Regions from separate parts of the Homo sapiens genome. Here region 2 is linked to region 1. Evidence: read pairs that join two places in POLR2A ChIA-PET (ENCODE). Cell type or tissue: Panc1. All regions are shown on one strand. Links, peaks and the distances in the headings refer to the core of each region. The heading gives the core; the rest is flanking DNA. Region 1 overlaps C12orf75 (chromosome 12 open reading frame 75). Region 2 holds the start of LOC105369956 (a long non-coding RNA gene).

Region 1 (7,135 bases), core at 2,024-6,023:
TAAAAATTGTAATAATTCACTTGTCAATATTTTCTTACACATGTAAGTGCCAAAAGGAGCTTCTGATGGGCATGGGGGAACTGAGGTGCCCACAGGTAGCTTATGTCATTCAAATCAAAGGCAAATAAATTTTACATTTACAGGTACACATCACCGTAGGCACACATAGATTTCTATTAGGTTTCAGAAGTTACAAAAATAGTGTCTGGTCCTTCTTCAGCCCTGAGGATCCAGAATGTCTTGCTGGAAATGGCCATGCTCAGGCCAGAACATCCACAGCCACATAAGCTCCTGGATGAGCCACTCCGTTCTTCACCAAGGATGTGATTATTTTCTTTTCTGGTCACTACAGCTCCAGTTGTAGGGCAGTGACCACTGCATGCTCTGCAGCCGTGATTGCTGATGGACTGCAAAATTTGTCCCCCAAACCAGAGAAAGAAATGGGGAGGGAGAGCAGAACACAGAGCCACACCCTCCCCAGCCTTGTGAGAATAGCAGCCAGTGATAGGGCCCAGAAGGTCTTCAGAAGGAGGCAGCAAGGCCCTAGTTTCTGCAGTCAGTCCTAATGCAGATCAGTAAGAGCAAGGAATGAGATGACTTCACCCTCTAGAATCTTCCCTCAGAGATCAGGGCCTGGAGATTGAATTATTCTGTGCTGGAGGAGATAAACAAAGTGAAGACAAGGCCAATTCACGGTGGCTGAAACTAGAAAAGAGGTCAAACTGTCCTGCTGCACTTGATCACACTCTTTGGGAGTTAATTGGTCCAAACATCTCTACAAACTCAGTTTAAACATAATCTTGCTCCCGTAGAAAAGGAGCAAATGGACATACAGCAACCAGGATAAATCTCTCATGGTATAATCGTAATCTTTTTTTTTTTTTTTTTTTCTGGAGAAGGAGTCTGGCTCTTTTGCCCCAACTGGAGTGCAGTGGTGTGATCTCAGTTCACTGGAACCTCTGCCTCCTGGGTTCAAACGATTCTCCTACCTCAGCCTCCCAAATACCTGGGACTATAGGCACACACCACCACGCCTGAGTAATTTTTGTATTTTTAGTACAGACGGGGTCTCACCATGTTGGCCAGGCTGGTCTTGAACTCCTGACCCCAAGTGATCCACCCGCCTTGCCCTCCCAAAGTGCTGAGATTACAGGTGTGAGCCACTGCGCCCAGCCAGTAATAATCCACTGCTAAATAATAGCCTCCTGGGGTGGAGGGCACAATTCAGGAAGCAATGCCCAGACGCCCACAAGCCAACGCACTAAAAACTGGAAAATGGGAGAGAAGCAACTTAGGGGCAACAAGAGTACCCCTTAATCTACTATAAATGGGGAAGAAACCTTGAAGATAAGGCTTATACCAAGAGAACCAAAATGCAGAGTTAGAGGAGATAAGGGATCAGGTGCCATAAACCAAATCACCTAAAAATAAAAAGTAAAAGGTGAATTCTACCAGTTTGCCTCCCACCACTTCTGGCCTGGCCCCAAGCATTGAAGCTTATCACGACTTCTTCAATTTCACAACCATGGAGTCAAACGTTGGTGCCGACGCAGGGGAAGAGAAACTAGCCCAAATTACCAAGGGATCAAGGGAAATCTGGAAATAAGTACGTGGCACATCAAGACAAATCCTGCTCTTGCTAGGGGAGCTATGCTAGACATTAAGTCCATTAGAGAAGTGAAAGGGGAAGGAAGACCCAAGGGAAGGGACTGGAACCAAGTGCTGGGGTTTGGTCGAAACATCATCCGCTTTACAGCTGTGCCCAGAGCCAATCTTAGAAGGAAGACTGACTTCTGGAGTCCAAAGAGTGCTGGAGGAAGCCAGTACTAAAGGATTTACATTAATTTACTGAGCAGTGATTCCATTTTCTAGTTGCACACGAGCCACTACTCTAAAGAATAAACTTGTGTAATAAGCTTGTTTTTCCAGGGTAAGCATGACTGAAAACCTATCGGTAAATTGCTTTCTCTGGTATCAAGACAATGTTTTGTTTCTCCTCATCTATACCATTTGAAAAATTTGTGGAAAGTAATGCAACATTTGAAAAAATGTAAGACTGAAATATTTTTTAATCATAACCTCAAATACCATCTTATCAGGAAAACCCTGTATTTATTTATTATTATTGTTTTGGTTTTTTTCTGAGACAGGGTCTTGCTCCATAGCCTAGGCTGGAGAGCAGTGGCACAATCATAGCTCACTGTAGCCTCAACCTCTCAGGCTCAAGCGATGCTCCCATCTCGGCCTCCCTAGCAGCTGGCACCACAGGCGCACACCCCGCACCTGGCTAACATATATGTTTTTTGGTTTTGTAGAGATGGAGTCTCACTATGTTGCCTAGACTGGTCTCGAACTCCTCAGCTCAAGTGATCCTCCCACCTTAGCCTCCTGAGTGGCTGGGACTACAAACACGTGCCACCATGCCCAGCTATAAAACCTTTTAAACCACAGGAACGTTCCCTAAGAACCATAGAACATGTATTCACCAATTTGGACCAGGTTTAAAAAATACACTGAGCCCAGCGCAGTGACTCACATCTGTAATCTCAGCAATTCAGGCAGCCAAGGCAGACAGATATCTTGAGCCCAGGAGTTCAAGATCAGCTGGGGCAACAAAGGGAGACCCTGTTTCTTCAAAAAATACAAAATAAAATAGCCAAGCATGCTGGCTTGCACCTGTAGTCCCAGCTACTCAGGAGGCTGAAATGGGAAGACTGCCTGAGCCTGGGAGGTCGAGGTTACAGTGAGTCATGATCGCACCACTGCACTCCAGCCTGGGCAACAGAGCAAGACCCTGTGTCTGTCTGTCTGTCTGTCTGTCTCTCTCTCTCTCCTCTCTCTCTCTCTCTCTCTCTCACACACACACACACACACACACACACACAGAAAATACATTGGGCATTCAACTAAAATCAGGTCTCCTTTTGTTAGCAAAAAAATGTAGCTTCTTTTATCAAAGAACAGGTGATCAAGGAGAAAGAATGAGTCGAGGTTCAAGCCACCCGTTGAGTATCATAATCATCTCCTAGCCTAAGGTCACACACTTACAGGGCTCTGAGTCAGACTTTCAGTCATAGCATTAATAAAACTGTTTGCAGAAACAAGTGTTATTCAAGGTGACCCCCGTAACTCATATTCTCCCCACTTTCAACGTCTTTTGGGATTGTTGAAAAGATAAATCCTCAGTTGATGGTTTAAACATGACTCACTCTTGTAGAGTAAGATACTGTTTAGTGATATGTACCTTATCAAAGTTGGCTTGACACTCGGCATGCAAGAAAAAGAAAGAAGAAAAGAAAAAAAAGCAACTGACCAAAGGCAACCACTGCAACTAAGATTACAGATGGATGGCTTCGGGTTTCCTCTGTCTCAGAGTTTCTATTAATTCCACTTCTAGCTCACTTCCTGTGAACTTACTAAAACCAGCCAGGTGCTCTTCTTACCCTTCTCAGGGTGAATAGCAGTGCTGATCCAGATTCTCTAGGTAGTTATGCATCCTTCTGTTTTATACTAGGGTCACAGACTTTTTCTGAATGAACTGGAGACATTGAATGTCTCTCTAATCATAAATAAGCTCTGTCTTCTTGTAGGTCGGGGTTCTGGAAGGTGGGCTGCCTCCAAAACGACCATGTCTCTGTGGCTGCTCTTTGGGGTGGGTGGGCTTTCGCCTACCTGGCCTTTTTTTAAATTAATGTATTTTTTGCATGCCTATTTAAAACCAAATATCTGCATGGAACACCTCAACCTTACAATCATTTTAAATTACTATGATTTATCTTACCAATAACTATCACTTTCATTAAGTGAAACCTTATTCAAAGTTAATACATAAAATATGAATCTTTTTCTTCCTCAGTAATATATGGTAGTCAAAATCTTTCATCATTACATTTACTTAGTTTCTGGGTTGTATAAAATAGCTATCCCAAGTGACCTAAAGATTTTAACAGTGAAATAATGGAACCATGTCATGATCAAGGACAAATACAGATGACAAATATGAGATAGCAGCCAGCCATTTGAAACAGCAGCTCCCAAGTCATCCTTGCTACAACTTACCTGAAAATTCAGAAAGTTCTCACTTCCCTTAGGCTTCTAGAACTAACAAAGTTATGTGGCAAAGAAATGATTTATTTTTTACTTATTCATCAAGAAAAATGTTCTAAATATACAGCTATTCTTATTAGAGATGATCTAAAAAGCAAAAAAAAAAAAAAAAAAAAAGCCTGTAGTCTTTTCTTTTTCCCTATTTGCAGTGTCACTAAAGAGGCTAAACTTACTTTGACTCGTAAACAGTAAAAATTGAATATGGAAACCCTGGAGACCATGGCTCTCCTGATCTGTTTCTAGTTACCATTCATGATAACCTTCTGGAATAGGTTTATTAATTGATTGTGTTTACTTCCATCTACACTACAATTCTCCAGATAAAATATAATTATTTAATTTTCTTTATAACATGTTTTCATGATGGTTCCTGCTCCTTGGGGTGGTTTCAATCCATTCTAGCAAACCCTTAATTACACAATGAATTATGTTTTACCATTGGCTGTTTTGGCCTATGTTTAATATCATTCATTTCTTTCCAATTTCAAAACTTCTTTGGACTGTTTTCTTTTGATCTCTCTCCCTGGATGAGCCCATTGGCCAATATTAGTCCCTTTCTTTCTTCCAGAGTGTATGACTGGAGAACATGAGTAACATTCACTTCAAAGGAATGCTTTCAACTTCTCTTTATCCAGAAGCAAGAGATCAAGAGCCAGACTGCAAATTCCCTGTCCTCTCTAGCTCTCCTCCCCCCAGTTATTCTCTTACTAAGGGGCACACAGTGTTAGGAATTATTTCAGAATTGGTTGTAAAAATATCATTTGCTATAAGGCAAGGGTGCACTCTTCATCTCCTTACCTTAAGAAATTTGGCTTTTCCTTGCTGGCACCACTTTTCTCAAAACCTCAAGAATATGCATCTTGTTCTCACCTACCCTAGCTTCTCCTAACAGGAGACAGAGCCAGCATGCTCCTCATCTCCCCACAGAGCTCTTACAGGTGGGGCCATTTCATTTTCACTCAGAACCTCTCCTCTCTGGAGTCTAAACCCTGCCATAACTGTCCCCAGAGCACCAAAGATTTTGACCCTGACCCAAAGTTTTTCTTTCTAAGCACCATTATCTTGGTCAATTTAAAACTCCATGAAAATGGCCACGTGCAGTGGCACACACCTGTAATCCTAGCACTTTGGGAGGCCAAGGCGGGCGGATCACAAGGTCAGGAGTTCGAGACCAGCCTGGCCAATATGGCAAAATCCCAACTCTACTAAAAACACAAAAATCAGCTGGGCGTGGTGACATGCGCTTGTAATCCCAGCTACTTGGGAGGCTGAGGCAGGAGAATCACTTGAACCCAGGAGGCAGAGGTTGCAGTGAGCTGAGATAGTGCCACTGCACTCCAGCCTGGGCAAGAGAGCAAAACTCTGAAAAAAAAAAAGAAAAAGAAAAAGAAAAAGAAATTCGTGAAAACCACCCATCCAACCTCTCACCTCATATTTTGCTGACTTCCTCTATCCCAACAACTTCTGTGCTGCTCCGCTAACATACTCCGATGGCTGCTCCATGGAGTATAGTTCCTGGAACTATTTTACCACATTTTAGAGTAGAAAATCCCACTCCCTAGGGAGGAAAAAAAAATCCTCCTTTCGATAGTCCCATCATTCCCAAGAAGGCTGCTTTCTTATTGCAACATCAGCTCCAGTTCATCCATCCCTCCCCGTCCTCCCTATCCATCAGCCCCTCGTGTTTCCCTTCCCTCTCTCCCTAGCACATGTCTTGCAGTCAAGTATTTCTGCAGCACTTGCTGGTCACCACCTATTCCTCTCCATCCCTGGATGAATCCGTCCATCTGCTCTCTCTCTTCCTGCTCCTATTTCACAGGGTCCGACCTAAGGAAAATCTCATCATGGCTACCAATGGGAATATATGATTTCTAACCACAGCAAGGCCCTCAATATGCTGGGTCTTCTGCCATCAAGTATTCATGTCAGAGGCCCTGCCAAATTTTTTCAACAACATTTTAAACTAACTAATAATTCTAGCTGTCATTCACCGGGGGCAACAAGCATAATGCCAAGTATTTTCCTAGGATATTAAATATACTGTATTTGTAATCTGTCCCTCCAGCAGCTACTTCAGCTCTCTGTGCTCCCCACCTCCTCACTTGTAAAATGAAACATCATTATTCTGTCCATCAGATTATCATGGGTATGGAAGGAGATAACGTACAGAAAATGCTGGAAATCAGTGTATGGTGCACAGTCCTCAGTAAAGATTAGCTACTACTGTAAGAATGATGATGATGAAGATGATCACCCTGCACAGTTATTATATTATCCCAATTTCACAGATAATTATACTAAGGACACAATGTAACACAGCTAGCAAATGGTGAAGGGGATTTTAAACACAAGTCCCTCTGCTTCCAAAATGCAGGCTTTTTCAATGCTACTTCAACCCCATCCTCTTCACCCTCAGAAGACAGCGTTACCTTCTACTACATGGATGAGAAAAGAGCCCATCAGATACCCTAAGGTCTGTATCTATGAGGAGCAGAGAGGGCTCAGCTGACATGGGTGCATTAGACATGGTAAATTTATAAAGGATCCCAAGAAACTCAACATAAAAGATTTATCATTTCTTTTTTCCAAACACAAAAACAAAAACAAATTGCCAATGGGTTTTATGTCATTTCATTCCAAAATATTTTTCCCTGTATTTGCTACCTTCCATAATAATAAAATAGCTTTACCAAGGAAAGAATCTCAGTAAGATTCACTTTACATGTTTTAAGTGAAAGAAGTATTTGAATTACATTGTTTACATTGAGTAGCTATGGTTTTTTATTTTCAACAGCAAACATTATATTTGAGTCAACTTATTTAATACTGTTTCTTATTTGAAACGTAGTCATAATATTCTTATAAATATTGCTTAAGCTTTAAATCAAGACTTCTTTAAGAACACGAAAATTGATCTACAAAAAAAAATGCTTTCAATTAAATTCCAATTGTTTCGGTTTGCCCACTTACAATTTCTCCCCTTTTTTTTGGTAACGGCATCCCAATTTTTCCGTGGGGAATCACCCCT
Region 2 (7,135 bases), core at 1,519-5,518, 87 kb before region 1:
TTTGTGCTTTGGGTGGAACACAGGGGTAGGTGTTCAACCATGAGCTATAATCCTGGACATGTGACCCAAACCTAGCCAATCAGAACATCACATCCTCCTAGACACAGCAATTGGTTCTGAGATGGACACGTAATCCAAGCCATGGCAATCAGTCCAATTGGAGCCAATCCTGAGTCTTTTGTTTGAACAACCGGAAAGAGTTGGTGAGAACCAGACTCTTTTCCACTGGTCTTGGGGAAGCAACCCTGCAAGCCAGGAATAACCTAAGGCCATCAGCAGAGGACGGCCATCAGCAAGGAAATCAACCCAAAGGAAGCAGAACACAGAGAAGGAGAAATATCAGGTCTTGAAGACATGTTTGGAGCCCCTGGATCTAGCTATACCTGAACTCACATTGCCCCTGGACTGTTGCCATGTGACCCAACAAAGTCTTTTTTTTTTTACTTAAATTAGTTTGACTTTCCTGTCACTTGCAGCAAAGAAGACCCTGATTAATACTCTATTTTCTGAAAACATCTGAGTTTTTTGATGCCTTTAACCTAAGAATTTCAGCTTTAATACACTATATGAGTAATTAATGATGCAGGTCTCAGGAGGGTGAAGCAGGAGTTACCAGGTCACAAAGGCCCCAAGGGTAACATGTGAAGATCTAGACATTTCTACAGCATAACTAGTGATAACTGTGAAACTTCCAAGGACTCAAGTGGTTAAAGTTAACTGTATCTGAAATTCAAACACTAACTGGAATTAGTCACATTTAACTGGAATTAGAATGCATTAGGTCACCTATTTCCATTGTAATACCAAATTAGTTCCCATTAATTGGCCCCTATTTATTTTCAATCACATGCTTCTGTCAGATATTTGTACTGGCATTTCAGTCAGGAAGACGTTAGCTAGGCCTAATTGCTCAGACTGTATTTCACAGACAGCCTGTGCTATCAGATAGCTCTGGAAAGAAAACAATAGATGGCTTAACATGCAACTCTAGGAATGTCAGGTATGTGGTCATAAAATCTAATAATTTCAGAGCAGGGAGAGCCTTAGATTAGCTGCTAACCTTCCCTATGGCCCAAAACATTAAGTGGCCCCACAGCTAAAGTCATTTCTGACTGTTTTTTAAAAGACATTTTCTTAAAGAGTAAAAATCATGACTGTCATACAAATAGAAAATGAACACGTCAAAGGTTTTATTTTATTCACCAATTAATGAGGAAACCCTAAGGTGTTAAACTGGTTCAAAGGAGAATTCAAAGACCAGACGCCTATGTAGGCAATCAGAAATGCCCAGCAATGAGGAAATGCATTTGTTAATAGATGCAAGACTGGTTTTCTCCACCAAACATTCATTTGCATTGACTGTGGATGAGAATCATTTACATTACTATGGTTTTTTTTTTTTTTTTTCATTTACAGAGTTATAAAATAGCTCAAAGACAGTGAAAGGCGCAGACTACTATGAACTTAAAGAACCCAAATTAAAGTACTGGATAGCACCCAGCCATATGACACCAGCCATATGACACCCAGTAATTCTCTCCTTGCCATTCAAAAATTTTTAGTTTTTCCTTTCAGTATATGATGTTTGCATTAACCAAAATATATTACACGTTATTAGAGCATTTTTGTGGTTTTTGAAAAACCTCACTGAGCCTCAGTTTCCTCATTTTGAAAGAAAGGAAATTGTAATATTCATCTTGTAGGGTGTGGTAAAGATTAAACGCAATAATGTCTGGGAAATCCCCTAGAACAGCACACCCAGAACCTAGTTTAGGGAAAAATTTATGCTTCAATGGAAAACTATGCATTGTCTAGGGTATAACCTTCCAGATAATCTGATTCTGATTCTATGGGAGCTCTGTAACTGTATTACTGCCTAATAAAGTTACAGTCATTTATCTAAGTACTGTAGTAATTACAGTACTTACATTCAGTAATTTTGTCCATAGACATGAAAATAAATTCTGTCTGTTAGGGAGAGAACCTGTCTCTTCCCCCGACAATAAAGCCAGTTTTGCAGTCGCTTGCAAATTTATTTCATTATTTCTGATCTATAAAAGTCTTTGTGGTTTGACTTCTCCTTTAAACCAATTGTAACATCTGTCAAAGGCTGGCTCCGCTAATACCACAGACACAACCTCTTGATAAGACAAAGCTGAGTTCATTGCTTACTGCAGTAAAGGAAACACTCTTAGGAGCAGCAAATCCATACGGGTCTACAGCAACCTCAATTCTTGCCTCCTCAGAGAAAGAATTTGACATAAGGCAAAGGAAAGGGCATAAGACAGAGTGAGAGACGGAGGCAAGTTTTAGAGCAGGAGTGAAAGAAAGTAAAGTACACTTGTAAGAGGGCCAAGGGGGCCACTTGAGAGATTCAAGTCTGCAGTTTGACCTTTAACTTAGGGTTTTATACGCTGGCATTCTGCATGCGTAATGGCCTGCCAGCCCTGGGGGTGTTGCATGCGCAGTGTGTTTACTTTAGTTGTGTACATGCTCATACGCCGCGCTCTTCCCTTACCAGTCAAGCGTTCCTAGAGGAAGGTCAAACACCAGTTAAACTCCACCATTTTGCCTCTTAGTGCGCATGCTTGAGCCCGCTTACCCAGCTCCTGAGATTTTATCGGGAAGCTACTGATCAGCAGCTTCAGGTGTTTTCTGTCTACTGGGAGACTGCCTTTCCCCGGCGTTGGCTGGGACCAATTATCATTTTAGAGACAGTTTAACAACTGCCTAACCATCACCTGATGGTCACCTGACATTGTTGGGCTGGGAGTTCGCGGGGCTCTCCTGCTCTGCTCACCATTGCCTAACTATCTACTGTAACAATACCACCTAGCAAAGCTGTGGCCGTGTCTTGCAGGAAGAAGGTGAGGTCAGAATTTATTAAGAATTGGAAGTTGATTTAAGGTGGGCTTTGAAAGCCCAGATATGATTAGGATTGGGTAAGGTTCATGGTACAACAGTTCAGAATTGCTAGAAACAGCAACGTGACAATTTCAAAGCAAGAGAGGTGAAGAATCTTCAGGAAGTTTTAATAATCAACATCTGCCTGTGTAGCCCACTCTAATGAAGACACAAGAATAGCACAATGTCATGTTAATGCAGAGTAGGGTGTGTTTGGTTCTCAGCACCCAGCCTGAATATGAGGTAAGGAGACTTCTGTTCTCAGCCCCTCCTGAGGTCATTTTTCAGCCTCAGTTGAAGGATAAACCATTGATTTCTGAGGATGTAATCAATCCAGCTCTTTACCACTATTAGAGGTGTCATAATTGCATATCAAGATTCTATCAATAATTGCATCTAAGTTTCTGGAGGTGGTTGTTTCAACCTCTAAAAGGATCAGATTTTCCAGTTCTTTCTGCCTTCCTTTTGCCAGAACATTTGATGGGACAGCTGCTGAGGAACAGCCTTTATGACTCCAGAGATCACACATGTGAACCCTGCCACACAGACAAATACTAAACCAGGATTATGTTCAGTTTGTTCTTCACTTCTCAGTCAGGAGCCAAGGGCATCCAGGTTACACTAAAAGAACAGATCCCATCCCCCAATCTGAAGAGTTCACAGGACCAGACATGGAGTTGTTAACCAAATGACCTAAGTTTCTGATTTCTTTGTTTACTTCCCCAGATCTTTTTATTAATATTAAAAATCTAAGAGAGGTCTGCAGAGATTTACATATGACATTCTTCTCCTAAAACAGCACATGTTCTTCCTCCAGAGTCCAGTATGATGTCTAAAGCAGATCTGTTCTGAACCCACCACTTGTCCAATTTCATCATCTTCTTGGATGAGGAGTTCTGTGGCTTAGAGGAGAAAAAGAAACCTTTTTCTCTACTCTCAGGTACTGTGAGTGGGACTTGTGAATTAATCTGTCAAAAGACAGATTAAATGAGGAAAAAGGCATACAAATTTTATTTGATGTTAATATTTTAATTTTTATGTAGACAGAGGCATTTTTACAAGTGAAGACCCCAAACAAGCAGTTAGCCCTGGAGGATTATATACCATTTTAACAACGGGCACTAAATCCTGCGTGAGAGAAGTAACAAGACAAAGGAAAGTTGGGGTTTAGGCTCCTAGGGGCAGCAAACTGTGGGAAGGTGACTAGAACTTGTATGGTAAATAAGGGTTGTTTAGTAAGGTTTGTTATGAAGAGAGTCATCCTTCTCTTCCTAATACGGGGAACACCTTTACAAATAGAAATTTATGTCAGTTTTACAAAGGGAAATATAAGTCCTGCTTTTAAGCAAAAAAGGGGAGAGCAGAGAATTCTTCCTGTGCCTGCTATTTCTCAGTTTCCTTCAGCTCAAAATAATTCTTATGCCAAAGTGACATATTTTGGGGTGACAATTCTGGTACCCTGCAGTGGCCTTCATGGCATTGTCTAAATTGCTTGCTATTCTCTTAACCATACCAGGTAGGATTCCCCCAACTTTTCACACCTCTTATAAGCATGAATAAAGAGACATAAGGCAAGGGAAAAAAATCAAAATCCAGAATTCCCTTGAAGTGAAGATCTACTGGTCTCTTTTTCCTAGAGGATAAATCAATGAGACAAGAAATAAATAAATAACCTTTATATTATAGGTGAAGACAATAAGCAGTAAAACAAGGAAACAAGGTCATCAAAATTGAACAAATTTTGCTAAGATTCTAATATATTTTATAGCTTTTCAGAAGCATTTACACATACTACAATCTTCTTTTTCCCTTAACAAAAACATATATTATTAACTTGCATAAAAACACATACCTCTCTGCCAAGATTATTCCTAATAGAGTCTCATTCAGGTATATTCAGTTATAACTTTTAACCAAAGTAACCTTATTTCCCAGAGAAAACTGGGGTAAGCAGGAAGTGTGGATAATTGTCCACTGTCACACATCAGCACTTTGCAGACTAGCAGAGCCCATGAATATAACACAATTTTCTACAGCTACACACAACCCTAATACAACTTCTCAAAGTGGCAAAAATGATTACATTCATTAACAGGCACAAAGATAGCATATAAAAATAAGAAGCAAAAGTATACAAACTTTAAGTTATGCTTAATAATTGACGTTTTAATATGCTATCTTACTCAGAAATTATATTGTCATCCAATGACTATCTATTCATTAACTAAATTTAATAGTTCCAAATATCTTGGAAATTAATAGTCTAACACTACAAAACATAATTAGTGTTGAAGTAAAATTTTTCAGAATAAGTCAACACAAATACATATTTTTCATAACCATAAGTATTAAATAGAAGTAAGCCTAGTTTATTTGATCAGTTAACCTGTGTAAGTTTAAGAATATACCCAATTAAGGCTGGGCGCGGTGGCTCACGCCTGTAATCCCAGCACTTGGATCACAAGGCAGGTGGATCACAAGGTCAGGAGATCGAGACCATCCTGGCTAACATGGTGAAACCCCATCTCTACTTAAAAATACAAAAAATTAGCCAGGCATGGTCATGGGCGCCTGTAGTCCCAGCTACTAGGGAGGCTGAGGCAGGAGAATGGCGTGAACCCGGGAGGCAGAGCTTGCAGTGAGCCGAGATTGTGCCAGCCTGGGCGACAGAGCGAGACTCCGTCTCAAAACAAACAAACAAACAAACAAACAAAAAAGAATATACCCAATTAGAATAAAATCATAAGCTTCTATTATACTTTACCCTGATAAATCAGAGAAAATATAACTTTTTCATTAAGCCAAAAATAAGTCTCATTTGCAAAATTTCACTGAAAGCATGTAAACTCAGACTCTTTGACCGTTTAAGTTTCTATAAGATTATCATCTTTAACATATCAAAAGTATTTATTCAATTTTTTTAATTTCTGGGAATTTTTTAAAATATTCAATTGATAGAAGCACTTATTTCAAATAAATCAATTAGAAGGGCTCCTTTAATCTTTAAAGTTTCCTCTGAGCACCTCATTGATTAGTCACTGCATTTTTTACACAGAGTCATCTCTCCACATCCATGGGCTTCACATTCATGGATTTAACCAACCTCAAATTGAAAATATTCTTTAAAAAATGTACATCTGTACTGAACATGTAGACTCTTTTTCTCTTCATTATGCTCTAAACAATACAGTATAACAAATATTTATACAGAATTTACATTGTATTGGGTATGGATATGGTTTGGCTCTGTGTCCCCAAATCTCATCTTGAATTGTAATCCCCACATGTAAAGAAAGGGACCTAGTAGGACATGACTGGATGATCATGGTGGTGGTTTCCCCCATGCTGTTCCCATGAGATCTGATGGTTTTAAAGTGTTGACAGTTCCTCCTTCACTGTCTTTCTTCTATTTCCTGCCACCTTGTGAAGAAGGTGCTTGCTTCCCCTTTGCCTTCTGCCATGATTGTATGTTTCCTGAGGCCTCTCTAGCCATGTCAACTGTGAGTCAATTAAACCTCTTTCCTTTACAAATTACACAGTCTCAGGGAAGTTCTTTACAGCAGTGTGAAAATGAACTAGTACAGTAAATTGGTACCAGGAGTAGGGTACTGCTATAAAGATGCTTGAAAGGCGGATGAAACTTTGGAACCAGGTAATGCACAGAGGTTGGAAAAGTTTGGAGGGCTCAGAAGAAGACAGGAAGATGTGGGAAAGTTTGGAACTTCCTAGAGACTTGTTGAATGGCTTTGACCAAAATGTTGATAGTGAGATGAACAATGAAGTCCAGGCTGAGGTGGTCTCAGATGGAGATGAGTAACTTACTGGGAACTGGAGTAATGGTCACTCTTGCTATGCTTTAGCAAAGAGACTGGTGGCATTTTGCCCCTGCCCTAGAGATCTGTGGAACTTTGAACTTGAGAGAGATGATTTAGGGTATCTGGTGGAAGAAATTTCTAAGTGGCAAAGCATTCAAGAAAAAACAGAGCATAAAAGTTTGGAAAATTTGCAGTCTGACTACGAGGTAGAAAAGAAAAACCAATTTTCTAGGGAAAAATTCAAGCCAGCTGCAGAAATTGCATAAGTAATGAGGAGCCAAATATTAATCACCAAGAAAATGGGGTAAATATCTCCAGGGCATGTCAGAGATCTTCACAGCAGTTCCTCTCATCACAGACATGGAGGCCTAGGAGATAAAAATGGTTTTGCTTGCTGGGCCCAGGGCCCCTGCTGC

The links. ChIA-PET counts read pairs that join two places held together with the same protein. Peaks named below come from ENCODE experiments on the same cell type or tissue, not always from the same donor. Only the 100,000 strongest peaks of a DNase experiment are listed, where the experiment ranks them.
Region 2: POLR2A ChIA-PET joins it to region 1 with 12 read pairs; 1 of 35 experiments calls an interaction of 5 or more read pairs at or near these places.

Annotation. Positions count from the first base shown.
Region 1 is chr12:105,353,529-105,360,663 of GRCh38, reverse strand. All of the region lies in intron 2 of C12orf75 (chromosome 12 open reading frame 75), which reads right to left. Among named protein-coding and RNA genes, the nearest start is that of C12orf75, 26 kb to the right of the region's middle. RefSeq lists a silencer at 2,959-3,028. In Panc1, for the core only: no CTCF peak of the experiment used is centred there; no DNase peak of the experiment used is centred there; H3K27ac peaks cover 367 bases.
Region 2 is chr12:105,439,594-105,446,728 of GRCh38, reverse strand. LOC105369956 (a long non-coding RNA gene) reads left to right here and starts at 2,515. Exons shown (of 3, transcript XR_945297.3): 1 at 2,515-2,867; 2 at 3,704-3,844. LOC105369955 (a long non-coding RNA gene) reads right to left here. Exons shown (of 3, transcript XR_945295.3): 3 at 3,832-4,537. In Panc1, for the core only: no CTCF peak of the experiment used is centred there; no DNase peak of the experiment used is centred there; H3K27ac peaks cover 2,783 bases.